Linked DNA regions of Mus musculus: region 2 is linked to region 1. A link is a loop called in an ENCODE intact Hi-C map of the cell type or tissue named here. Cell type or tissue: heart. All regions are shown on one strand. Region 1 has its middle 40 kb from the start of Crisp4. Region 2 has its middle 170 kb from the start of Crisp4.

The links. A loop is a pair of places that touch in the nucleus more often than their neighbours do. Peaks named below come from ENCODE experiments on the same cell type or tissue, not always from the same donor. Only the 100,000 strongest peaks of a DNase experiment are listed, where the experiment ranks them.
Region 2: it touches region 1 in a loop (17-fold over the local background); 20 of 42 quality-filtered maps call a loop at or near these places.

What each region holds. Positions count from the first base shown.
Region 1 is chr1:18,104,960-18,107,459 of GRCm38, forward strand. No RefSeq gene overlaps it. Among named protein-coding and RNA genes, the nearest start is that of Crisp4, 40 kb to the right of the region's middle. In heart, CTCF peaks have their summits at 1,390 (motif pointing left) and 1,987 (motif pointing left); no DNase peak of the experiment used is centred here.
Region 2 is chr1:17,979,382-17,981,881 of GRCm38, forward strand. No RefSeq gene overlaps it. Among named protein-coding and RNA genes, the nearest start is that of Crisp4, 170 kb to the right of the region's middle. In heart, a CTCF peak has its summit at 1,440 (motif pointing right); no DNase peak of the experiment used is centred here.

The sequences.
Region 1 (2,500 bases):
TGGGGATAAGAGTTAGGGATTCAAAATGGGGGAACACAGGAAGAAGAGTGAATTTCTTAATATTTGAGTTGAAAGAAAATCATAAAAACTACTTGCAGGAATGCATTATGCAAACAGAGAAATAATTACACATTTGAAATGAAAAGGATAAAGAAAATTCCAAGAAGTGAACTGTCTATACTTCATTTAAATATGAAGTAATCACTGTGGTTGTCAGGTATATGTGTATAGACATGCCTACACTCATATACACTATACTTCACCCACACCCTTCTAAACACATGTAGAGGGCACAGCTTTCAGAAAGCACTAAACTAGTCACAACTGTTAACCAGGCAGGCTTTTTCTTCAGAAAAAAAGGAAAGGGCTTGTTCACTTATCTAAAACCCTGGGGACCATTTGCTGTTCAATGGAGCTAGCTTTTAACCTAAATTCCACCAAATCCTTAGCATTGTTTAAGTCCTTGTCAAGAGCCTTGCTCTCAGTGAATAGAAACCACCCTTATGGAAAGTTCCTTTGTACTTTGCATTATGAATTAATAGAACCCATACGATATGCTTATTACAAATCCTTTCTCCTTAGGCCCTCATCCTGAACACTTTCTCTGTCAATTGTAATCTATTCTTATGGTAATAGTCACAGGTGCTCCATTAAGGAGATGTAATTTGCAAGGGAATATCTGTATAGCCATGTCTAATGCTTTGTTGTGATAATTGTCATATAGATCATTTTCCCTAATGTCTCCTTGTGTTTAAATGTGTAAGACATATAAACTGGTCAGGCTCCATAAATTTTAATCCAGCACCAGCACAGTCTTATTTTCATGCAAATTGCTTTTCTGCTATTAGTGATGCCTGCAGGAATGCCATAATGCAAATAAGGGTGTGCTCATGCACACACACACACACACACACACACACACACACACACACACACACACCTAACATAATAATAGTTAAGCATCAGTGATGTTTTGAGAAGAAAGGTAGTCAAAGAATCCTTGGGAAATAGTGACCTATTTCCGCTAAGCACTGCATTTGAAATTTGGGTACAGTCTGAGCTCTGCTAAGGCAACACTGTCCAGTATATTACATTTAAACATGTACCAGAGAAGTTTAAAAGAAAAATCTGGAAACCGGGTTTGCCATGATTGCTGGGACTTGACTAGCAGGATTTTACACTGAATGAGAAACTTCAAGTTGAGGCAGGCACAGGTTTCTGTTACTCTTTCAAAACCATATGTAGCGAGTCAGTAGCTCAACATGTGTCTTAGATGAAAACACATCTAAGATAATCCTGCCTATAAAGAGCTAAGAAGAAATGAAAATGAAATTCAGACTAGGAACAAAGTTCAGGCTCCTGCTTTGTTAAAAATGGCGTAAGAAATGCAACAGAGCCCTCTGCTGGTGCATTACATCAATACATGGAAATTTCTACAGTGGATGCTCTTGTTTACGATCTGTTTTCTTCTGAGCTGTTTCCAGGATCTGCTTAAAATAAGAGTGGCCATCTTCATAGCAAAAAGAAGATAAACCTCTTCTCCACCTTTTTGTATATTAAGAATAACATGTTGTCTAACACATCATCTTAAATTATGCTCTGAAAAATCAAATGTTACTACAGATGAGTGGATTTCAAACGTGAGATACCATGCTTTGAACACAAATGAGATTGACTTTAGAATACAAATTATCTCCATGCCCTTTTCACACATAACTTGGTTTTATTTAGAGTAGACAAGCAACTTTATATATTTTATAAATTTTTGTTTACATCTTATTAAAGTAACTCTGGTATTTGCAAAACATTATAAGCTAATAAAGAGGCTTGTTTGCATACCCCATGGCATTTAGATAAATGAACGACCCAAACCTCCATCAGATAGCCCACAAAGTAAGTCAAAGTTTAGAAATGATCGCCTTTCACCAGGATGACACCTTTTGAAAGGAGTACTAAACAGTGTGTATAGTATGCCATCTAGTGGTCTGCTGGATTAACTTTCCTGAAAATTTGCTGTGGTTTAAATGGTCAGGATCTGAACTTCTGTTCAAGAAAAGCTGAAAAACTATTCCCTCTATTAGGCTAATGGCTTCACAGTAGTAAAATTCCGTGTTGAATTCTCCTCCTCTTTCCCATAAGAGTATGCATACACCAAAGGCTCATTTAAACATTGGAGTTGTGCTACATCCCCACTAGTAATAGTGATTTGGATGAATAAACTCATAATTGTATATTAGGTATGGTCCTATTGCAGTGATGTAGTAGTGCCCTTCTATGTCAAGAAAACCGTAAAATTGTAGAATTAATTAACATCTCTGTGATCAGTATTCAGTCCAGAGATTTGAACAACCTGCTTGGTTTTTGTACCCACATAAAATGTGAGGGCAGCGTGCTATTAGCTGTTGATAAGGAGGTAAATCAAGGATGTGACACAGACCATTTTTGGATTTTCCCCCCAAATGTCTGTCTTCTATATCTTTTTTATTTTTTGCTTCCCCCC
Region 2 (2,500 bases), 130 kb before region 1:
TTTTCTGTTCTTTTTCTTATTTATTTATCTATTTATTTATATTCTTTTGGGTTTTTTTGAGACAGGTTTTCTCTGTGTAGCCCTGGCTGTCCTGGAACTCACTCTGTAGAAAATCTGCCTGCCTCTGGCTCCCAAGTGTGCCACCACTGCCCGGCTTTCTCCATTTCTTTAGACAAATCTTATACTAATAACACAAGAAGAATAGCAGGCCCAGGTAACCAGTATCTGGTTAGGGACCATGTTGGAATGGTGGATCCAGGCCTGGATCTAGCACTTCTCCTTGATCCAACAAGTTGTTATAGTCACGTGGATCCCCTAAACACATTGAAGCCAGGCGATTTCTCTTTCTCAATTACTTTTGTAGAGTCCACCCAGCTCTTTTCTTTTCCCTCTCAGTCTCCTGGTACCTGAGATTAACCCTGCCCCACAGAGAAAAAAGTCCTTCCCACTCATTATCAGGCTTCCTGCCACACAGCTCCAGCTTTCTGGCTACCCTAAACCCACTCTACACAGCATTCCCTCACACTTGCACCCAGCTTACACCTGAAACAAATGGAGTAGGACGCTGCTGCACATGATATCTGAGCCTCATAGTGAGTTCTGCACCCCTCAGATAAAAGATACGCAGGCAAAATTCTAAGCTTGGAATGCAAGCCACACAACAAAAGAAAACCAAAATTCTAAATTCTGATTTCGTTTGTTTCCATTCCCAACCCAAAATACGAAAAATAAGAAAATATGTACTGTAATCAAATCATAGCCATGGCAGTATCCCCTAAAAAGGACAACTTAAGTGACATTAAAAATTCAGACCTCAGGGTCATGAAGAACATAATTACAAGCCAAATGACTGATGGGCACAAAACCATGAGCACACAGCTGAAGGAAGTAGGGACGATGCAGGATAAGAAAACTGACTGGAAGTAAATAAGTAAAAGCACTGAAGAAAAAATTCAAACTGAGATGAAACAAGATATGAAAAATACAAAGAGATATGGAAAGAAACAGAATATCAGGTTTGAAAACAAGGTAAAAGAGTGGAAAGATTCAGTCAAAGAAAATGATTATTTAAAATAAAATCTTCCATGCAAATAGCACTTGTTGAAGTTAAAATTTCAATTCCAGCTGCACTTTCTTCACTTGTATGAAATACCTTAAATTTCTGACAGAGTAACTTCTTCTGAAGAGCTTTCTTGGGACCTGAATGTTCTTATCTGTGAAAACCAAGAGACACCAAAACAAACAAACAAACACCCTTTATCTTTCCTCACGACATCCACTACTACAAGTAAATATCTGTTAGCAATATTGACTTGGGGGAAGATATTTCAGAAACTCAGGATTTTCATGGGATACAGATGTCTCAAGAAGTCAGTGGTTTCTCAGCTCACTGCGCAGACTAAAGGCGAATTCATCCTGCCCTGTACCACTTTCACCACAAGATGGTGATATTGTGTTGTGTTGAGTAAGAAACAAGTTTGTCTTCTTAGAAGCACACTAAATTTGCTCTAATAGGAAGCACAGAAAATCCACTTTTAAAACTCAAAAAGTTCTGTGTAAAAGCTGTGGCACATTTTAGCACATCCTTAAAGAATTCAGTTACACAATGGTTACAAACATGGAAAGTGAGTAACTCTACTGAATTAAAAACGGATCAAGACAGAAGAACAAAACTCAAAGGAGAGAAATAATCACAAACAATCATCTCTGAGAGAAGTAGGCGACATTAAGGAATCATAAAATGCAGGGCTGAAATCAATAAAACAGACACATAGAGAAGACTATGTCAATAGACACATGGAACCTGTGTGGTAAAATAGGACATTTGCTCAGTATAACAGCTCCAAAGAGTGTGAGGACAGAAGGAACACATCTCAGAATAATAAAGACAAAGACACACAGAACTAAAACAAAAAGTACAACAACAACAACAACAAAAGAAAACTGTAATTATTCTACTCTAACCAGGACTAACTCAACACACAATACATCAATTAGTCCACAATTCAAAAGAAAAAAGCCAACAATAAGGAAGATTGATGGGCCTTAAAAGGGAATTCAATCCTGACATTTGCTACATGGTCTTGGTTCATACCCATATCCAGGTTCTGCTTTTAGTCAAGCTCAAAACACTTTAAAGACACTTTATTTTCAATGGGCAATAGTCATTTCAGAGTTTCAAAACTAACCAAATACTGAGAATAACTAACTGCTTCCTGTGTAGCTTGTAACTGGAAATCTACATTACCACATATAATATTATTCTCAGTGAAATTGTCTAGACTCATTAATTAAAGAGAAACTGACAAATGCAATTTCACGTCATATCATCTTTCTACTATCACCTGACATCCACCCACACCAAACCTTGCTCAATCTCTCAAACATACCTGGATTATTTGCTAAAGTCTCCTCTGTCTTCATCACCCAGGGCTCTTAGCTCTCATTCACAGTTGAGCAGATCTGTCTGAACCATGGGTGACCTGCATATGGGAAAGAA